2 separate regions of the Homo sapiens genome follow, and region 2 is linked to region 1. A link is an interaction called in ENCODE POLR2A ChIA-PET data of the cell type or tissue named here. Cell type or tissue: PC-9. All regions are shown on one strand.

Region 1 (5,000 bases):
TTCTAAATAAATCAAAATCACTCAAATGAATGTCAAAGTAGCAAACACAAATGTGGTGCATGTTGCCTCAAAAATCCGAAAAGGGGCTGGCTGTGGTGGCTCAGGCCTGTAATTCTAGCACTTTGAGAGGCCAAGGAGGGTAAGTTTCTTGAGCCCAGGAGTTCAAGACCAGCAGGGACAACACAGCAAGACCTCCATCTCTAGAAAAAAAAAAATCTTTTTAATTAGCTGGGCATGGTGGTCATACCTGTAGTTCCAGCTACTTAGGAGGTTGAGGTGGGAGGATCACTTGAGCCCAGGAGGTTGAGGCTGCAGTGAGCTGTGATCATGCTACTACACTCCAGCCTGGGCAACAGAGTGAGACTCTGTCTCAAAAGAATCCAAAAAGGAGGACCAGGTGTAGTGGCTTATGATTATAATCCCAGCACTTTGGGAGGCCAAGGCAGGAGGATAGATTGAGACCAGGAATTTGAGGCCAGCCTGGCAACACAGCGAGACCCCATCTCTCCAAAAAAAAAAAAAAAAAGAAAGAAAACTAAGCTGGACATGGTGACATGTGCCTGTAGTCCTAGCTACTCAGGAGGCTGAGGTGGGAGGATCACTTGGGCTCAGGAGTTGGAGGCCATGATCATGCCACTGCACTTCAGCCTGAGCAACAGATTGAAACTCTGTCTCAAAAGAAAAAAAATATTATAAAAGGCCTACTAAGTGTTATGCCTTTTTTTTAATGGTGGGTGGTTCAGGTACAGCAATTTGTCCTTCACCTTGGAGGATATCACTTGAAAAGCTCCTGACCACTGAAACTCTAGAAACTTTACTGAGGTGACAGGCCCCTGAATTTTTGTGGAGATCATCTGCTATCCTCAAGTTTGCATGTGTTTAAGGCATCTAAAGTACTTGAAACTTGCTGGTCATCAAACCTCACTCAACTTTTTACCAGTCAGAGCCAATCAAGAGGCAGAAACCATGCAGTAATTTGAACAAAGAAGCTTCCACAATGCAGGAGCTTGCTGAGAGGAGCATACCAGAGCCAAGAAGGAAGGCCCTTTTCTCTTGCAGTTTCTTTTTACCACCCTCTTTTGACAAAAATCTAACATTGTGTCAGCTAGCAAAGGAAAAATAATTCAAGGGCCCAGCTCCGTTTTTGCAGAGTAGGCACTGAAGGGTAGATTTGGAGCTGAGAGGCTCCAAATTGGTAACTGGCAGAGTTTGGCAATTAAAGTAGATAGTATGGAGCAACTTTGATTTTATTTGTTTAACATGAAGGTAAACAGTTGAGATCTTGCTATGACAACACCATATTCTATTCAATTAAATATTCATTGAATCCTATACCCTAGGCCCCCACCATGTCCTGTGTGTTACAGAGGCAGGGGATGAATAAGAGTCCCTGTTTACCATGAACTTATTTTGGGGGTTAATAGGCTATTTCAGTGACTTGCAACAGCTCCTATGCCTATTTCATCCTTGCCCTTTGAAGTAAAATAATCTAAAAAATGCCTCCCTTTTAAAGTTAAGAGACGTCATCACCATGTGATGGTGGGTATTTTATATTTGTTGTACCCCGTATGTCTTTTTACCACACTCCTTGATTTTATTCATCTCTATATCTCATTCTGCCTAGAAAATGATATACTATTCCTGTAATTGATCCCCTTGATCCTTGAATTGTCACCGGCCTCTAAACAAAGATAAATAATATTCCATGGGAAATTTAGGGACCCAACTTCTTGATCCTTAAAAAACATAGGCTGGTATGTCTTTAGCTAAAGGGATTGCCCATTGGATAAAGTTTGGGGATCTAAACAGATCAACTCCTTTGACTTTCTTTCCTGGGCAGATCTTGCTATCACTGCTATTACCACGCCAGAACCGCCTGAGAATTGAGATTGAAGAAGCTCTGGACATGGACTTGCTCAAGCAGGAGGCAGAACATGGGGCCCTGAAAGTCCTCTATCTCTCTAAGTACGTTCTCAACATGATGGCTTTGCTGTGTGCACCAGTTCGAGATGAAGCAGTGCAGAAACTAGAAAACATTACGGATCCTGTTTGGCTACTGAGGTATGAAACTTGATACTGCCCCCAAAAACCTGCTTTAGCCCCTGAGCCCGGAAAAGCTGGGCCAGACCTAGATTATAGCCATCGTCTTGACCAGCTCTTCCCTGCTAAAGACCTGACTAACACCCTTTTTCTCCCCTCTGGTCAATTCACTCTTCTTTTCCAAAGATGGCCCCACAGGGCCTTTTGGTTATCCTTAGCTTGATTGGGCCCCCCCTCTGTAATACCATAAGACACTACAGTACATACTTCTTTCTTTTAAGGAGTTAAAACATCCCTTTCCCAGGTTTTTTTTTTTCTTTCTTTTTTTTTGAGATGGAGTTTCACTCTTGTTGCCCAGGTACAGCAGTGAGATCTCAGCTCACTGCAACCTGTGCCTCCTGGGTTCAAGCGATTCTCCTGCCTCAGCCTCCCGAGTAGCTGGGACTACAGGTGCACACCACCACACCTGGCTAACTTTTGTATTTTTAATAGAGACAAAGTTTCACCATGTTGGCCAGGCTGGTCTCAAACTCCTGACCTCAGGTGATTCACCCACCTCGGCCTCCCAAAGTGCTGGGATTACAGGCATGAGCGACCTTGCCCAGCCCTCGGGCCCTTTCCCAGGTTTTCTCTTCTTTCGGTTCACACACTATGAGGAGACAGTGATGAGTGGTCATCCGTATTTCACAACTCTAGGAACCAAGACCCAGAAAGTTTAAAAAAAAAAAAAAAAAAGCAGTTGGTCCAGTGAGTCAGAAATAGCATCACCTATAATCCTACTTCCTGAAGAGAATTGTTAGCATGCTGGTGTATTTCTTTCCACTGACTACCCTTTTTAAGAGGCAACAGAATGACCATAGTGAAGGAGATCTAGACTGAAGGCTTCAAGGTCCAGAGACTTAGCTGTTCCCAATTCTGCCACTGACTCACCCTGGGTATTGGGTTCTGGGCCACATGTTATCTTCTGAAAATGTAGGAGGTAAGACTAAGTTAGTCTTAAGCCCCTCCTAACTCTAAAATACAGTGATTTAATGACTCCTTGGGTGGGTTTCTAGCTTAGTAGTATAAATATTCTCTTTCCCCCTGTGTCAGAGGGATCTTCCAGGTTCTGGGCCGGATGAAAATGGACATGGTGAACTACACTATCCAGAGCCTTCAACCCCACCTGCAGGAACATTCCATTCAGTATGAACGGGCTAAATTCCAGGAACTCCTCAATAAGCAGCCTAGTATGTATATAATGTGAGGGCAGGAGTGGGAAAGGTATTACCTTGGGTCTGACTTTTATAATGTTAGAGAGTACTCTATCTCTTTTTAGGAATAGAAAGTTGCTTATTAGGTGAAGGGAGGGAGAAGGAACATTTATCTAAGACAGAAAGACCCTCAAAGCATTTATTTATTGACCAGGAGTATACTTGAAAAGAACCTTGGTCTTGAAGCCTCAGAGATGAAGATGCTAAAGATGCTTACACACTCCCTTACCTGTCATAGGTCTCCTTAATCACACCACCAAATGGCTGACCCAAGCAGCAGGAGACCTCACCATGTCACCTCCGACTTGCCCAGACACTTCTGACTCCTCCAGTGTGGCTGGCCCCTCTCCCAATGAGGCAGCCAACAACCCAGAGCCCCTCAGCCCCACAATGGTGCTGTGTCAGGGCTTCTTGAACCTCCTTCTCTGGGACCTTGAAAATGAAGAGTTCCCTGAGGTAGGAATGTCTGGGGGCATTGCCTTGTTTTGTGTTCAGGGCTTCCATCGGGACTTCCCCTGACAGCCTGTTCTTCCCTGGTTCCCAGACCCTGCTGATGGACAGAACCCGGCTGCAGGAGCTGAAGTCCCAGTTGCACCAGTTAACCGTCATGGCCTCAGTCTTGCTGGTGGCCAGTAGTTTCTCCGGCAGTGTTTTGTTTGGCTCACCCCAATTTGTAGATAAACTGAAACGCATAACCAAATCCTTGTTGGAAGACTTTCACTCCAGGTGAGCTGCATAGTTACTTTTTAGAGTAGAAGGTGATATGTGGTATTTAGAACATAGGCAGGTAATGAACGATTGCTTACTGTCTACCACAAACCACAGAAAGGCCCTGTGGAACCATCTACAAAGATTGTTGGTTTCTTTCCATAAGTGGTCATGAGGGTGTAACAAAAAAAAACCTTTCTTCCAAAAAGGGTGTGGAAGATAGTTTGCTGCAAAAGGGTCATTATCTAGTTGAGTGGTGACTGTGGGCTGGTATCATCACATATATCCAGGACTTGGTCAGTCGGTCAGCAATATTTATTGAACATCCCGCTGTGTGCAGGCCATCACACCAAAGGAAAAAGAGGAATCAGAAGGCCAGGTTGTAGTTATAACTGATGAGGTGGGACAGATGATTCTGGAAAATGCCTAAGAAAGTCTTAAACATATATATATAAAAATAAAGTCCATGGGACTAAAGAATGCTGAGTGGATCCAAGAGCACAACTAAATACTTTTCCAGAGTTGATTTTATCATTTACCTTGTTTGCTAAGAAGTAGAACACAGTGCCACATATAGAGAATAGCTGGTGTCTTGAGGGTTACAGTGAGGACATTGTACCTACCCACTGGGCCCTATAGCCTGCCAGGGGCTGGGGTTTAGGGGTGGAGAGGGTGGCTGACATTCTCCCTCAAGTGGGCCTGGCATCTGGTATACAGCATGCTGGGCCCTGGGCCTATGCCAGGGTTACCTGGTGGGTGCCAGCTTACTTTCTTTCATGGTCTAGGCCTGAGGAAGCTATACTGACTGTGAGTGAACAGGTATCTCAGGAAATCCATCAAAGCCTCAAGAATATGGGCCTTGTTGCTCTAAGCAGTGATAATACAGCATCTCTAATGGGACAGCTCCAGAACATTGCCAAGAAGGAGAACTGTGTCTGCAGTGTTATTGGTGAGTATGCTTGTGGGGTAGTAAGAATGGTGAGGGAAGAGATAGATCCC
Region 2 (5,000 bases), 1.2 Mb before region 1:
GGGTTAGCACTTAGGCTGTCTGGCCCTCACCCACTGCCCCCCACTGCCTCCCTGACCTTCTAACCAGGGGCTGGTTGGAGAAAGAGCATCAGGAGTGCTGCCCCACAGGGCTCCCAGGCTCACCATTGAGGGATTGAGTTGGGGAGGCTTGGGGCCCACTGCCTGCTACCACTGGTGCTCATCTGCTTGCAGAGGTGACTGGCCCCTCTCAGATGGACACCCGAAGGGGCCACCTGCTGCAGCCACCAGACCCAGGGCTTACCAGCAACTTCGGCCACCTGGATGACCCTGGCCTGGCAAGGTGGACCCCTGGCAAGGAGGAGTCCCTCAACTTATGTCACTGTGCAGAGCTCGGCTGCAGGACCCAGGGGGTCTGTTCCTTCCCCGCGATGCCGCAGGCCCCCATTGACGGCAGGATCGCTGGTGAGTGGGAGGCTGTTCCTCTGGCCATGGAAGGTGCACTGAGTCTGAGTCTCAGAGTCACGAGTGATGAGGACAGGGCTATTTTGACCTGGTGATGGGAGGTCTGTGGCTGGGGGATTGCAGGGTAGCGTTGACTGTCCTGTGTGCTAGCCACAATCTGGTCACAGAGGGCAGTGATACCTGGGATCACCAAGCCTCACCCTGTCTCCCACACAGGGACAATTTACCCAGTCATATTCTGACACTCACATTAGCATGGAGTGCCACACCTGCCTTTTAAAACTTTATCTGTTTTAAAATAATTGAGCATTCACTATGTGCCAGGCGTGGTTCCCAAGCCCTTATTTAATTCTACAATGGCCTTTTGAGTTTGGTACTATTATTAGCCCCATTTCACAGATATGGAAATTGAGGCACAGAAAGGTTAAGTAACTTCTCCAAGATCACACAGCACTGGTTGAGGTGTGATGTGAACCCAGGCAGTCTGGCTCCAGATCCTGAGCGCTAACCAAATGATACACTTCCACTCTGCATTCATTGTTAAAGGATTAACAGGCAGACAACCAGACAGACTGACAGATAAGCTGAAGGGTGTTTTTCTAGTCATAATAGTGACACTGCATTTATTCTTTTTTTTTTTCAACTTTTATTTTAGGTTCAGGGGGTGCATGTGCAGGTTTGTTACATGGGTAAATTGCGTGCCACTGAGGTTTGGTGTATGAATAATCCTGTCACCAAGGTACTCAGCATAGTACTTGATAGGAAGTTTTTCTTTTCTTTTCTTTTCTTTTTTTGAGACGGGAGTCTGGCTCTTTTGCCCAGGCTGGAGAGCTGTGGCATGATCTCAACTCACTGCATCCTCTGCCTCCCGGGTTCAAGCGATTCTCCTGCCTCAGCCTCCTGGGTAGCTGGGATTACAGGCGCCCACCACCACACCTGGCTAATTTTTGTTTTATTAGTAGAGACGGTTTCACCATGTTGGCCACAGGCTGGTCTTGAACTCCTGACCTCAGGTGATCCACCCACCTCGGCCTCCTTTGGTGCTGGGATTACAGGCGTGAACCACCGTGCCGGCCTGTGATAGGTAGTTTTTTCCACCCTGGCTCTTCCCCTGTAGTGGTCCCCAGTGCCCAGTGTCTATTGTTCCCATTGTTATGTCCACACCACATTTATTCTATGAAGCCACAGAGTGGGCAGAAGCCTGGCTTTTGGGTTGGAAATGACTAGAAGTCACTAAAAAACAATTGGCCCAACACATAGAAATGATGAATACTTGAGGTGATGGATGCCCTAAGTACCCTGACTTGATCGTTACACACTCTATGCATGCAACAAGATCTCACATGGACGCCAGAAACATGCATAAATATTATGTATCAATAACAAACACAATGATCCACAATTACTGGGTTTTTTTTTTTTTAAGAGACAGGGTCTCACTCTGTTGCCAGGCTGGAGTGCAGTGATGCCACCATAGCTCACTGCTGCCTCAAATTCCTGGGCTCAAGGAATCCTCCCACTTCAGCCTCTTGCAATTACTGAATTCTTCAATTATAATGCTTAACATTCTTCGTGCACTTACAGTATACCAGGCACTGTGCTGAGGGTTTTGTGGTCTATTATGTTACCTAATTCTCTCACCACCCCATACAAGGAAGCTGGCTCAGAGAAGGTTGTGTAACTTGCCTGCAATGGCCCAGCCGACAGGCCCAGGTCCTGGGATTTCAGATCACACAGTTGCTCCCGGATGCCCACTTGCCCTCCCAATGGCATGCCTGGTTTTCCTGAGCCTCACCATTAGGGAGCTTGAAGGGGTGGATGTTATAATTAATAGAAGTCCAGGGGGCTGAGTGAGTGGGCCAGGGGCAGAGAGGGACCTGGGGTCAGGGGCCCAGCCCCTCAGCCTGTGGGCCCAGCACCTGCCCTCACATGGCTCTGATGCTGGGTGGAGCCGGTCAGACTCCCTGCTCTACCTGCCACTTAGGAGCTTGGCAACTTTAGATACCTCTGCACCTCTGAGCCCATTTCCTCACCTCTTCCTGGGGATAAAGGTAACGACTTCCCAGACTCAGGAAGACTGCCTGAGACAATGCGTGAGGAGCCCCATTAGTGGCTGTTTCTGTTGATATCATCATTTTCACCTTCCTGCTGGTGCTCCTAGGGCTCTGGCCGGGAGGCTTCCAAGAGTGCCTTTCTAACACCTGTCCTCACAGCTCCAGTAAAGCTGCGCTGCCTGCACTCCCTGTGCTAAATTGCAGACTGCCGCCTGCTGTGGGATTACGTGTATCAGCTGCTCCTTGATACCCGATATGAGCCCTACATCAAGTGGGAAGACAAGGACGCCAAGATCTTCCGAGTTGTGGATCCAAATGGGCTCGCCAGACTCTGGGGAAATCACAAGGTGAGCCTCGGCCAGCAGAATGGTCTCAACATAACCAGAAGGGGACAGAGTTGGGGGTCAGAGTGGACCCCTAGCACTATGGGACAATCCTCAGCTGATGGGGCCTTCATCAGCAGCCCCAAAAGTGACAGGATAATTTTATTTGGGGAGCTATTGAGGGACAGGCAGTTACCTCTTATGGATGGGGAATGTCTCTGAAACTGAACAATTGTGTCTTCTCATTGCTTAATCTTACCTTTGCTTAGTATTTCAGGCTTTAGAAGCATGTTTACATGAACTGCACAGTTAGGCCAGATGAGGAAGCTGCTTTCCTGCGGGGAGCTGGACAGAAACCCAGGTCTCAGGCCCAACAGGAGCATCTGATGTCAGGGCTGGAAAGGCCTGGGGATGACTGAGGCCAGCATTCCCATGATGAGGAATGCCTATACCTAAATGGGTGTCTGTAAGATGATCTTAGGTGGTTTAATATCCTCATAATTATTTTTGAATTAGGATTACAAAATGTAACTACCATGACCATCTCATGATTTACAGCAGTGATATAAGGAATGTAGCCTTTTAAAATAAATAGGTTTCTTTAAGTAAAAAAAATCTTTTAAAGAAAACTATTAACGATAATGATAATCATCGATTTATAGCCTTTCCTAAGATGTAATGTGCCTGATTGCCAGGCACTGCCCTGAGGGCTCCACTTGTACTAATTCATTTAATCCTCATACCAAGCTCGTGAAGTAGGTGTTGTCGGATGTGGAGACTGAGGCTCAGTGAGGGCTAACAACTTGCCCCAAGTTTACCCATCCCCTGCTATGTAAGAGGCAGAACAGGGAGTTGAACCCAGGCCATGTGCTGCACTATATTATACTGCTCTTAGCAGTGCTGGTGGCTGGAAGGATGCAGATGACTAAAGTTCGGGAGGACTTATTGGTCTAATCCTCATATAGAACAGGGAGGAAAACAGGCCCAGAGAGCAGCAGTCCCATTTAATGAGCATATACTACATGCCATACACTGTGCTAACTGCTTTCATGGATTAGCTATTAATAATTTAATCCTTGACTTATGCGATGGGTGTTCTCCTTTTCATTATGTAGCTGGGGAAGCAGACTCAGAGAGGTCAAGAAACTTGTCCAAGGTGACACAGCTGACAAGCGGTGGAGCTGGGGCTTAAATTGATGCCACACCCCAGGCTCTTTGGCCCTACCTCACACTGCCTACCCCCGAGAGAGAAAGAAATGACTTGGCCAAAGTCACCCAGGGTGTGGCCTGGCAAGGCCATCCATGCCACCCCACCATACTGTCTCTCTGATTGCATTTCCCACAAATATATATATTTATTTGTTACTGTTGTGACATTTGCTGTTTAAAAGTAACATGCAGTTCACTCCCACACTATGTTCTCAGCCAAGTAGGCAGGAGAACCTTTCCATCATTTCCTTCCTTCCTTCCTTCCTTTCGCCTTCCTTCCTTCCTTCCTTTCTTTCTTTTTGTAATGGAGTCTCAATCTTTTGCCCAGGCTGTAGTCTAGTGACATGACCTCGGCTCACTGCAACCTCTGCCTCCTGGGTTCAAGGGATTCTCCTGCCTCAGCCTCCTGAGTAGTTGGGACTACAGGCACGCACCATCACGCCTGGCTAATTTTTGTATTTTTAGTAGAGACAGGGTTTCACCATGTTGGCCAGGCTGGTCTCAAACTCCTGACCTCAAGCGATCTGCCCACCTAGGCCTCCCAAAGTGTTGGGATTACAGGTGTGAGCCACCCTGCCCAGCCCCATCATTTCTTCCCCAACCTTCCCCTGCCTTTTTCCTTCCAAACTCAAGTGAGCACTCATAAACCCTCACAGATCCCTGGAATGAGAGGCTTAAGAAGCTGTCCAGTCCACCCTACTCCCTTCCAGGTGTGGAAGGAGCAGGACATGGGGAGTGGGGCTGATGTGGGGCTGCTTTGCTTTCCAGAACCGGGTGAACATGACCTACGAGAAGATGTCTCGTGCCCTGCGCCACTATTATAAGCTTAATATCATTAAGAAGGAACCGGGGCAGAAACTCCTGTTCAGGTGAGTGGCCTAGGGGATGTGGTGAAAGGGGAAGCAGAACTGGGGTTGGGTGGGCTGGAATCCCCCTGCAGCTGGGGCAGGAGCTGATTTGCAGTTGGGGCCTGAATTCTAGATTTCTAAAG

Evidence for each region. ChIA-PET counts read pairs that join two places held together with the same protein. Peaks named below come from ENCODE experiments on the same cell type or tissue, not always from the same donor. Only the 100,000 strongest peaks of a DNase experiment are listed, where the experiment ranks them.
Region 2: POLR2A ChIA-PET joins it to region 1 with 5 read pairs; 1 of 35 experiments calls an interaction of 5 or more read pairs at or near these places.

The regions. Positions count from the first base shown.
Region 1 is chr6:35,119,178-35,124,177 of GRCh38, reverse strand. TCP11 (t-complex 11) reads left to right here. Exons shown (of 10, transcript NM_001370687.1): 5 at 1,841-2,061; 6 at 3,133-3,269; 7 at 3,532-3,749; 8 at 3,838-4,019; 9 at 4,787-4,950. Among named protein-coding and RNA genes, the nearest start is that of TCP11, 20 kb to the left of the region's middle. In PC-9, no CTCF peak of the experiment used is centred here; DNase peaks (open chromatin) are centred at 2,747 and 3,247; H3K27ac peaks cover 2,596 bases.
Region 2 is chr6:36,366,753-36,371,752 of GRCh38, reverse strand. It overlaps ETV7 (ETS variant transcription factor 7), which reads left to right. Exons shown (of 8, transcript NM_016135.4): 5 at 193-423; 6 at 2,682-2,824; 7 at 4,778-4,878; 8 at 4,991-5,000. Among named protein-coding and RNA genes, the nearest start is that of ETV7-AS1, 17 kb to the left of the region's middle. In PC-9, no CTCF peak of the experiment used is centred here; a DNase peak (open chromatin) is centred at 2,032; H3K27ac peaks cover 519 bases.